Regions from separate parts of the Mus musculus genome. Here all the other regions are linked to region 1. Evidence: chromatin contacts called from ENCODE Hi-C or POLR2A ChIA-PET data. All regions are on one chromosome and are shown on one strand. The core of a region is the stretch at or near the end of the contact, and the rest is flanking DNA. Distances in the headings are between cores, read along the strand shown. Region 1 holds the start of Snip1 (Smad nuclear interacting protein 1). Region 2 holds the start of Zc3h12a (zinc finger CCCH type containing 12A). Region 3 holds the start of Gnl2 (guanine nucleotide binding protein-like 2 (nucleolar)).

Region 1 (3,727 bases), core at 479-2,978:
CTGGGACACAGGAAGTTGAGGGCAGCTTGGCCTTGGGTGGCTGTGGGCTTGTACTAGAGGGTCCAGGCTGCTGGATGGTGACTTTCAGTGGCCGAGCCTAAGAAGAGACAGGTTGATCAGTCTAGTACCTCCAGATTTTCCTAGGTCTCTTGTACAGCCGTCCCCATTTCCAGCCTATTTCCCTCATCTGTGATCTTAAAGGAAATATGAGCTGGAGATATCCCACGAGGGATATCTGGCTCTGACCCTGTGTTTGAACTGGTGTTTCTAGAATGAGTGGTCAGGCCTCTGTTCTGACTCTCTAGACGAAGGTAAGTCACTACCAGACCTCTTCTTGGACTTGACTACCACAAACCCCATCTTTTCCATGTGACTTTTCTCATCTTAAATTTGTCCTCTAAGGTCATAGCTAGGCTTCTTGTTCTCTTCTCCCAACCTCCATCCCTGTCCCAATTCCCTTGGCTGTCAGCCCCAGCAATCTGTCCCCTGAAATTCCAGAGATCCTCAAAGCTGGGATGTCTTTTCCCCATGGGAGTTTGTAGGATCTCGCGTCCCCTGAGACGCCTGTTCATACCGTGGGGCTCCGTTTCTCTGTATTCCGGCTCACCAACACCGGGGTGTCATATTTGAGCAGAGAGTCTGCTGGGGGTATCATGGTGGCAGTAGGGGTAACAACTCCGTAGCGGCCCCTGTGGAGTCTTGTTTGCGATCACCATGGAAACCCCTCCTCTCCTTGCCCCATGGATGGGGCGGGGCCTCTGAGGAAGGCGGTGCCGGCCGCGTGCAAGTTTTGTTCTACTGTGCTTTCTCCGCAAGCACTAAGTTTCTTAGTAAAGAAGACTGGACCCCTAGCGTTAGGTCTGTTTCGGTTTATGATGAAATGGACAGACCACCTTTGATTAAAACGGAAGTCATCTAGTGACTCTATAGAGTATTTGGCGACGATTGGCATTTGGAAGCCAGAGGCTGGCAGATCTTTGTGGATTCCAGGACAGCCAAGGCTATATAGAGACACTATTTCAAGAAACAAAAAAGAGTTTCACATTGTTGAGTGTCTGTGTTTCGTAACTACTAATAACGCGCAAGGAACAGAGCTGGGTTAGCTTTCCCACAGGTTTTTTTCTTTTTTCAAAAAAAAAAAAAAAAAAAAAAAAAAAAAGCTGGGCGATGGTACCACACACCTTAATGACAGCATTTGGGAGTCAGAGGGAGGCAGAGTTCAAGGTCAGCCTGGTTATAGAGTGACTTCTAGAACAGCCAGGGTACACTGAAAACCTGACTATGACGGGGGGGGGGGGAGATTGTCATATATATTTTTTTGAGGTTCTGGGGACTAATCCAGGGCTTCGTACTCGCGAGGCAAACGCTCGCTCGGTAACTAAGCTACAATCTCAGCCTTCCCTCCCCTTTTAACTCTTGATTTCTATTTGGCGGTGCTGAGGATGAATTCAGAGCTTTGCGATCTATCCGAGCTACAACTTTTTCAGATTTTGAGACAGTTTCACTAAATTGCCCAGGTTGGCCTCGAAATTACTGCGATCCTCCTGCTTCAGCCTCCCGGGGGGTTGGCCCTGCCTTTTCAGTACTCCAGCCACACCTCCCAGCAGCGGGGACCCCGTGGCCACTCGCGCCGGCGTCCCCAGCGTCTGAGACTCAAACACCTGGGGCCCCGCCCATCAGGGGGGCCGACACCGTGAAGGCTTCTGGGATAGCGCGCTGCCCGGAAGCGGAAGTGCAAAGCTGTCCGTCACTTCCTACGGCTCAAGTGGCTCAACGGACCGTGCAAGTGACTCTCGGTCGGGCCGCAGGATGAAGGCGGGGAAAAGCGAGCGGGAGCGGAGCGGCCGGCGGCGACACCGGTCAGGCGACGCTCTGACGACCGTGGTGGTGAAACAGGAGCGTCTGAGCCCCGAACCCGTCGCGCACCGCCGGCCCGACGCTCCAGCCGCTAGCCTGTCCCCGCCCGCCGCCGAGCCTGGCCACTCGGGTCACCGCGGGAGCCGAGCCCGGTAAGCGAGCCGGTGATTGGGCGGAGGACGGGATGGCGCGGGGGCCGGTGGTGCGAGCGGCTCTGGAGTGCAGAGCACCTGTTGAGTTGAAATGAGATTTCCCCCGCCTGCCCGCGAGTGGATGGTGCGAGTGGCTTCTCCCCTCGTCTGCCTACAAAGACACGTTGGGTCTTGGCGACTTCTTCGCAGCACTCATTCGCCAATGCCTCCATGTGGCATCGATTTATTGAGTGCGTAGTGTGGGTTAAAGATCAATTGGAGGTACTGGGTCACAAGGCAAAGAAGAGAGATGCTTTTTCCTTGGCGAAGTTGGGCAGGCTCTAACTCGAAGAAGGAAAACAACAAATAGATAATTTCAGTCAGTATTAAAGACAGATCAAAACGGCAGTGTGGTAGCGAGAGGCTGGGTAGAAAAAAGAGAGGGCTTGTACAGAGGTGCTCCTTAACGGAGACCTGGCTGGTAGGATTGATCCATTCTCTTGAGTCAAGAGTCTTTTAGCAAAGACTCCAGGAAGGACCAACCCACTGTGGTCGGGCATGCTTGTAACCCAGCAGAGGGGATGCTGAGACAGGAGGTTTCTGAGTGTATACACACAAACACGGCGCGTGCACGATTATGACAGAAAAATATATACATAGAACCTGAGCTGGAATTCTGTTTGTTTTAGAAGTTGAACAACAGCAGCAACAAAAACAAAAACAAAACAGCCAGCATATCTGGAATTGAGAGATGGAGCAGCATTGTAGGCTGGTAGGAAGGATGTGGGATGGAGGACAGGGCAGGGCCCTGAGACCTGCCAAGGGATTGGTTTTGGTTGTTGGAGAAGGGAGTTGTGTTAGGGAAAAAACCAGGCTAGATTGGCTTCCTGGATAGTAGTGCCAGATAGTAGGATGGCGCATCCGGAGAAGAAAGGTTTCTGAGGCGTTGGGGTTGGAGAATAAGGTTGTCTAGGTGAGAAGGCTTAGCAGGCCATTGTGTATGTGGTTGGGAGAAGTGTTTATGGGAAGTGAAGGCCTGCTGTGGCTACTGATCTCACAGATGTGTTGTGTTTAGTAGGTGAGCCTGATCCTGGAAGCTAACTTACTTTCGGGAAGGAACTTTGAGGTAAAAAATCCTGTGTACCATTCTCTGTAAAGGTCCCCAGCCAAGAAGAAAAGCAAGTCCTCTGGGAGAAGAAGCAAGTCACCACGGACCAAGAGAAGCCAGAGTCCCCACTACCCCATGGTCAAAGTGAAGCAGGTGAGTGAGTGAGTGAGTGAGTGGGCAGGGACCATGGGTGGAAAGCTCCAGCCCAGAGCTGTTGCTGAACCCCAAGAGGTTGGCAGCCAGGTGTGGACATGCTTCCTTGTCACTGCAGTGGGCTTTTCTAAAAATGGGATATGTATTTGGGGCTGTTTTTCCTGAAATTTTAACGTTTGGAGACAATTGTTGATTTGATTCTGATAACTCTTGTCAGAAATAATACGGAGAGATGTACATATCCATGTTTCTCTCAATGGCAACTTCTCGCACAGCTGGACAGTGTCGTGGTCAGGACACAGACGTTTCACCACCATCAAGGTGCCTCATGATGTCTGATACTTCTCCGCCTTTATCCTTCCTTACCTCCTGGCTGGCCGCTTCTCTCTTTCTATTGTTCTGGATGCACACTTAAGCCCAGGGTCTTTAGGTTAGAAGATTGTCCTTGGTGCTGTTGAAACCAGCACAGATGGGTCAC
Region 2 (3,727 bases), core at 578-3,077, 61 kb after region 1:
CTGGCTATCCTGGAACTCACTCTGTAGACCAGGCTGGCCTTGAACTCAGAAATCTGCCTGTTCTGCCTCCCAAGTGCTGGGATTAAAGGTGTGTGCCACCACGCCCGGCTCCACTGAGTACTTGTAACTCTCCACGTTCTATGAATTTTCTCCCCACAGGGGCCACCTGAGTGGAAAGTTTGACAGGAGAAGAAAAAGCCCAACTGGCTAAGTGACTGGCCCACGGGTTAATCCCTTATACTGTCCTGCCTCATGCCGTAGGCAAGGATAGACCATGGCACAAGGTACACTCCAGGCAAAGAAGGCTGGGTTTGAATCTTTGCTTCTCATTTATCAAGAAGTGTGACTCTTGGCAAGGATTTGAGCTGTTTTCCTTCTTATAGCATTGGAGAAACAGCCCTGAGGAAGTCTTTAAGGCTTAAGGGGTTCCTTCTGGCACATGGTGGGATCTCACAGACAGCTTTTGTGTTCCTTCACCAGTCCAAGAGAAAAGCCAAGCCCCCTTCCCAAAGGAAGAGCTACAGACACTATTCCACAGGTCTCCACACATACCTCATGGCCACATTGCTTCCGTCGATGACCACAGGTCTCAGGTCGCTGCCCTCTCTGTCCTCCTCTGGGAGTGAGGGTTCTAGAGTGGAAGGCTTGGGGGTGCTTCCACCCCGGGGCACCAGAGGGGGCTGGGGGCTGGGGGCCGTCAGGGCCTGGCATTCTCGTTCAGTAGCTGAGCCATGCTTCACCAATTCCCCTAGCACCGTGTTGGTGTCTGCTTGGACTCCCAGCTTCTGCAGGACACTGTGGATCTCAGAGGACGAGTACCCCAGTTTACGGAAAAAGTCCACCTTCATCTGCAGCTCGGAAGTAGGGGCCTCTTTAGCCACAGGATCCTGGTCTGGCTGAGGTCGACCCTGGCTGCTGTGTCTGTCCTCAAGACTCCACAGACTCATGGTGGGGTTGGATTCTTGGACAGGCTTCGTTCCACAAGGGTCACTCATATTTCACATTCTTGGAATGTGTCCATCACAGCTCCTATTGACCAGACCACAGGGTTAAGGGCAAGCAATGCCCAATATAGGTCTCTTTCAGACTCTCTTCCACAGAATGGGGCAACACGAACTGAGAAGACGCTATTCAAAGCCATTCTCACGTGTCAGCCCACGCTGTGCTCTCAAAGAGCTCTCAGCATTAGTTATTTTTACAAGAGGGAGACCGAGGCACAGGCAGTAAGCGTTTACTCAAGATCATCAACTCAAAGTTTGTGATACAAACATTTGAACTTGGTCTGACTCCACCCCCAAACCCCGTTCTGTTCCATGCCAACCCAAGGGACCCAAGAGGCAGGGGCGGGGCTCTCAGAAGGAAACTGGGGCTGGAAGTGCGCAGGGGACCCAGGGGCTTCCCCATTGTGGCCACCGCCTTCGTCTCCGAGTCTCATACTTCGGCTCAGGGACAGAGTTCTATTCTGGGAAGGACAAGTTTCCGGGGTGACCCACGGAGAGAAAAGTTGCTGGGCGACTCTGGTTGGCTACCGGGCCCGGTGACGCGAGGAGGTCCTGGCTAGAGCCCGGAGAACGCCGGGTGCCCCAAGACACCCCGTTCCACGCACCAGGGTGAACTCAGCGGGGTCCCAGCGATGGAGACACTGCCCGCGCGCGACCCTCCCGGAGTCAGACCCAACGCAGCGCAGCACCCGTTCCACCCGGTAGCACTCACCCCGCTGAGCGCCGGACGTCGTCTGTAAGGTGTCCATGGAGCCGAGTCTCGGGCTCTGACGGCACCTTCGTAGCCGCGACAGGCGGGCAGGTGCTTTAAGGGCAATGACGCGGAAGCCGGGCAGGGCCGCCGCCCCTTCCTGCTCCGCCTCCCTCCTGCCCCGCCCCACGGTAGGTCGGAGCCGGCTCCGCCCCGTTTCTGAACAAGTCCCGCCCCAGCATCTCTAGCCACGCCCCTGGCCACACGAAGTCTGGGCGGCTCCAGGCTTGTACCACCCGACTGCTTAACGCCGGCTCTGCAGAAGCAGGTTCCGTGCACCATGCAAAACCGGAATAGAACGGCCTCGCAGGTTCACTTCAACAACTTGACACGTCCACCGGCTTGGTCCAGGTTTCTAGTTGCACAAGTTGAGGCCACAGCCGGCAGAGATCCGGCCACTCCAGTTCAGTCACATAGGTTGTGAACTGAAGCCTGTTCAGCGATAGAGTCACACTCAGGACCAGGGACACTTTTCTTGAAGTAAATACCTTCCCAAGACAGGAGGGCTCCACCACCACAAGTTGCATAGTGGTGGAGGAAATGCCAGGAAAAGGAGGGACATTGACACCAATCGCCATGGGAGAGTCCGTGAAGAATGCTATCAAGCAGACTGCAAAAACTCATCTTGTCCCTTATCCTCAAGAGGTCAAGATCCCTCAGTCGAGCACAGCCCTGTACATTATCATCCTGGGGCTTAGATATTGGACAGATCCTTGTGCTCAGGGACCTTCTGTTTTCTTTGGCTTTTGTTGTTCTTTCTGACACAAGGTCAAGCTATGTAACCCATGCCGGCCTCAAACAGCCCAGTGGCCCCATCCATCAGGATCCTGTGTGCTGAGGTTATAGGTGTGAGTTATCATGCTTGCTCCATTTACCTCTGAGAAATGCAGGAAAAAGCTGAAGGGCCTCAGCCATGTAGATCAAGATAGGAGGTCCCAGCTGGGTGTGGTGGCGCACACCTTTAATCCCAGCACTTGGGAGGCAGAGGCAGGAGGATTTCTGAGTTCAAGGCCAGTCTGGTCTACAGAGTGAGTTCCAGGACAGCCAGGGCTACACAGAGAAACCCTGTCTTGGAAAAAAAAAATAGGAGCTCCCACTCTGTAGCACCAGGGACCACTATGAGCATTCTGGGGGACACTAGTGACTCAGGGCAGAGGGAAGGGAGCCTGGCTGTCAGTGTGCCTGCATGCATGCACGAATGCATGTGTGTGTGCTAGAGAAGAGAGAGGTGCCCAGGAGAGGGAGAAAGGGAACCCAGGACCTGCACACAGGAAGACAAAGTCTATTATGTCACCAGCATGCTTGCATATAGGGAAACTGAGGCTCAGGAAGCCAAAACACTCAAAAGTAAGAATTAATTACTGTGTGTCAATACTTCAGTCATATCTCACCTGTCTAAGCAAATGCAGTTGTCTTCTAAGGACATTGGCTGTTTTAATAAAATGGTTTTATAGTAAAAGATACCACCAACATAGCTACATACATTCAGTCTAAAAAGAGATAACAATAATTTTTATTGACTTTATTTAGTTTTTAATTACCGTATTGATGTGCATGGGAATTTTGTATGCATGCCTGGTGCCCCAGGAGGCCACAAGGGGCTTAGGACCCCTGGAACTGGAGTTACAGATGGTTGTGAGCTTCAACATGGGTGTCGGAAATCAAACCAGGATCCTCTGGAAGAGTGGCCAGTGATCTTAAACACTGAGTTCTCTCTTCAGCTCCCAACAATAATTTTTAAAGCTGCATCTCTGTTATCTTTTGCAGGTTTGTTTGTTTGTTTGTTTGTTTGTTTGTTTGTTTGTTTTTCGAGACAGGGTTTCTCTGTATAGCCCTGGCTGTCCTGGAACTCACTCTGTAGACCAGGCTGGCCTCAAACTCAGAAATCCACCTGCCTCTGCCTCCCAAGTTCTGGGATTAAAGGCGTGAGCCACCACTGCCTGGCTTTCACGTAATTTTGTATACCACGTACATG
Region 3 (3,727 bases), core at 911-3,410, 37 kb before region 1:
TTGCCCTTGAGGCAAGAAAAGCAAAGTTTAAGAAGGGAAAGAGACTCCCATCTCTCCTCTGGACACAGTCTGCTTTTGCTCTAGAAAGAATATTTCGGGGTTTGTTTGTTTTAGACTCAGAGAAGCGCTCAACTGTACCTCTTTCAACTGGAGCGCTTCACCACAGGTTTTCTTCTTACAAAATGAACTCAGATCCAATGGCCCCACACTTCTCATGGATCTTACTCAATCAGCATTTTTCTGGTCCTTCTCGAAGGCACACAGATAGGCACTCCTGTCAACTCAAGTCCCAACAGAAAAGGCACTTGGTTGAAATCTGGGAAACAGAATTCCCTGGGTCTCATGGGGCCCTTTAGACAAGAGGTACCCCCCCCCCACCTCTGTCCTTATTCATCCAAGAAAGATTTAGTAAGGCCTTATTTTATGTCAGATGCCTGTTCAAAGTGTTTTTAATTTTTAAGCCCAGGGGACCTTTACATACTTAACTGCACCTTTGTGACAGTCTCTCTCTCTCTCTCTCTCTCTCTCAAGATAATGTCTCAGAGGGCTGTGGTGGCACACCGCCACACTGGAAGTGGCACACACTTTAATCCCAGCACTCTGGAGGCCAGCATGGACTACAGAGTGAGTTCCAGGGCAGCTAGGGCTACAAAAAGGAACCCTATCTCAAAACACAAGCAAACAAACAAACAAAAAGATAATGTCTTTTTCTACAGTTTGGCTTGTATCTTCCTATATAGCCCAGGCTAGACTAGCCTTGAACTCACGGCAGATAGTCTAACCTCAAATGCTGAGGTTAGAGGCTCATGCCAACACACTCAGCTTTGTTACGTTCTGGGGACACGGAGGTGAATAACGTACCTGATTTCCATTTTCCTAAGCTTATGGCCTAGACCCAAGAAAGCAGCCAATGCTCTTGTGAACAGAGTCATTTCGGGTAGTGGCATGTGCCGTGAAGTGAGGTGGGATGGAATAACAGGAAGAGAGTGGCTGACTTAAATCAGTAACTCAGCAAATACTTCTGCCAAAGGAGCTGCTGCCAGATAGATCAAGAGAATGTAGTTCCATTTAAAAACAAGTGAACAGTGAAAAAAATCTTTTGGTGTAGGGTCTCTCTATGTAGCTCAAGCTGGATTTGAACTTGTGACAATCCTCCTGCCTTAGCCTCTCAAGTATATCATGTTTCCTTAGATCCTTTAAGTTATCCTAAACGATGATTGGAATATAAGCTAGAAAGTGTGTTTATTTATTTTTAACCTGAAATTCAAATTTCACTGTCTTGTATTTTTTTTCTTGATGTTCTCCTCCCCCCCTCCTGCTTCCCCCTCCTCCTCCTCCTCCCCCTCCTCCTGCTCCTACTCCTACTCCTCCACCTTCTTGGAGACAAGTCATGCTATATAATGTGGACAAGTCTGGAACTCCTTCCTCTGCCTTTTGAGCATTGGTATTATAGGTGTGTGTCACCATGCTGATGAATTTGCTAGTGTTTGCAATCCTATGGATAGAGGATATTTGAGCAGGAACTGACCAGAAGGAACCAGCGATGCCGATTCAGGGAATGTGTGATCAAACAGAGCAACATTCAGTGTAAATGTCAGAAGAGGGAGAAATGAGGTCAGAGGAACGGAGCCAGATCACAAGTTTTGTAGGGATTGGAAGGAGTTTGAATCTGTCTCTCTTTGCGATAATAAACCATTGGAGAATTTAAAATCTCTCTCTCTCTCTCTCTCTGTCTCTCTCTCTCTCTCTCTCTCTCTCTCTCTGTCTCTCTCTCTGTCTCTCTGTCTCTCTCTCTTTCTTTCAAGCTGAGGCTTGAATCCAAAGTCTGTTGTTACTAAAAACTGCTCTACTCCAGCCTAAAATTTAAAGGCAGGTATGACCTGTTCTGATATTTGCCCGCTCTTGCTGGAACACTTTTAGAAAGGTTCAGAGGGCAAATTCCCATCAGCTCATGCACTGGGCCGAGAACAGGCTTCTCTCTTTTTCTCTTTCTCTCTTTTTCTCACTAAACCCAGGACTGCCCGGTGCCCTGGACGTTGCTATGGAAGGGACGCTTGACGGTTGCTAGACCCGGGGGAGGCGGGAGCAGGACAGAGGCGGAGCCGGGTCAGCCTTAGGCAAGCGCCGCGCGCTCTCAGGAAGTCGCGTAGCGCGAGCGGAAGTGACGTCGCGCGTGTTCAGGGTCCAACGTGCTTCACACAGGACGCTTTCCCGGCTGGGAAGTCGTGAAGTGGTTTACCTCGCGAGTAGCAGAGCGGTGTCGGTACTGTCGTCAGGATGGTGAAGCCCAAGTACAAAGGACGGAGCACCATCAACCGCTCGGCGGCCAGCACCAACCCAGGTACGGCGGACCGGGCGGGACCAGGCCGCAGGAGCCGTCGGGGACGGAGGAAGGCCCGTTCCGGCCTGGGCGGCGGACCCGAGGTCTAGGCACCTGCTCTAAAGTTGGGGGATGAGTCACGCCAGCCTCTGGCAGCCCCGAGGCCTCTCAGGAGGAGGTGTAGAGAAAGGCAAGTTAAAAGTGGGCTAGGGTCCTGGAGTCCTGGCACATGCCTGTCATCCCAGCACTTAGGAAGCTGAGGCAGAGGGGATCACGAGTTAGTGGCTATCTGGACTACAGGGTACAGACTGAAGACACAGAGTGGAGTAGGTTGGCCCAGGTGGCATTTTACCCTTAACCATAGCATTCGTGCCACCTTAGCTTTGACCGTGGAATCAGACCATGCATAAGCAACACTTCAGGTAAATATAGTGATTTCAATAGAGGTGGTTTTGAGATACGAGAAATTCCCATCTACAGGGCAAACAAAACAGGCTTTCGAGGAGTCCCTCCCACTTTGATTTAGCTACTAAAACTGTGTTTAAATATGGGTTAGTCATAGAGGGGCTTGGTGACGCATCCCTGTAGTTCCCAATACTGGGAAGGCAGGACAGACAGATCTCTTGTGAATTCGAGGCCAGCCTGGTCTGCATAGTGAGACTGTCTCAAACTGGTGGGGGGAAAAATTAGGTATACTCTTGTCTCCGTAAGGCTGCAAGGATAGCTGACTTCTGTATCTCCTTGTAATTTGCATAATTAGGGTTTTGATTAGATTTTTTTAAAAAAATGATGAAAACACTCAGAGACTGGAGAGAACATGGGGAGAATAAGAGCTCACTCGTACTGCTGTTGCAGGAGGACCAGAGTTCAATTCCAGTTCAATCAGCTCTCACCTACCTGGAAGTTCAACTCCAAGGGGAATCTGATACCTCTGGCCTTCAAGGCATCTACCCACATATATCCGTATAATGTTTAGTACTGTGTATGTAGCAGTACTAAAGGAGAACATGCAGGAAAGTTGCTGCGTTACTTTGTGATCTTTTATAACTGTATTAAGTCACATAATACCATGCATTTGGAAGATTCACTTGGGATTGGTTGGTGATTAGTGTGATGATGTTTCTAAGCAGGGGTTAAGTTTATCAACAGCTGAAAAATGTAGACGGAAACCTTGAGGGTTGGTAGGAAGAGGGACTCAGGAAAAGGATAGGTAGCCAGATGTGTGTGGGCCGACTTCTCAGGAGAGCCCTCCAGGGGTTTAGTTTGATTTTGGGTTCTCTCTTAAAATTTAGAGTGGGAGGGGCTGGAGAGATGGCTCAGGGGTTAAGAACGCTGGCTGTTCTTGCAGGGGACCTGCAGTGATTCCCAGCACCCATGATACAGACGACCATCTATCTGTAACTCCAG

The links. A loop is a pair of places that touch in the nucleus more often than their neighbours do. ChIA-PET counts read pairs that join two places held with the same protein, here RNA polymerase II (POLR2A).
Region 2: a map of T-helper 2 cell shows a loop between it and region 1 (2.3-fold over the local background). The contact joins the promoter of Zc3h12a here to the promoter of Snip1 in region 1. A Hi-C loop is called at or near these places in 2 of 37 maps with a recorded cell type or tissue (T-helper 2 cell and regulatory T cell). POLR2A ChIA-PET finds 5 or more read pairs at or near these places in 1 of 5 experiments (Patski).
Region 3: a map of gastrocnemius shows a loop between it and region 1 (5-fold over the local background). The contact joins the promoter of Gnl2 here to the promoter of Snip1 in region 1. A Hi-C loop is called at or near these places in 5 of 37 maps with a recorded cell type or tissue (T-helper 2 cell, gastrocnemius and heart). POLR2A ChIA-PET finds 5 or more read pairs at or near these places in 2 of 5 experiments (Patski and embryonic stem cell).

The regions. Positions count from the first base shown.
Region 1 is chr4:125,064,944-125,068,670 of GRCm38, forward strand. Snip1 (Smad nuclear interacting protein 1) reads left to right here and starts at 1,729. Exons shown (of 4, transcript NM_175246.5): 1 at 1,729-2,009; 2 at 3,147-3,249. The coding sequence starts at 1,810. Dnali1 (dynein, axonemal, light intermediate polypeptide 1) reads right to left here and starts at 714. Exons shown (of 6, transcript NM_175223.4): 1 at 575-714; 2 at 1-97. The coding sequence starts at 655.
Region 2 is chr4:125,126,054-125,129,780 of GRCm38, forward strand. Zc3h12a (zinc finger CCCH type containing 12A) reads right to left here and starts at 1,828. Exons shown (of 6, transcript NM_153159.2): 1 at 1,714-1,828; 2 at 553-1,029. The coding sequence starts at 995.
Region 3 is chr4:125,027,854-125,031,580 of GRCm38, forward strand. Gnl2 (guanine nucleotide binding protein-like 2 (nucleolar)) reads left to right here and starts at 2,161. Exons shown (of 16, transcript NM_145552.2): 1 at 2,161-2,341. The coding sequence starts at 2,278.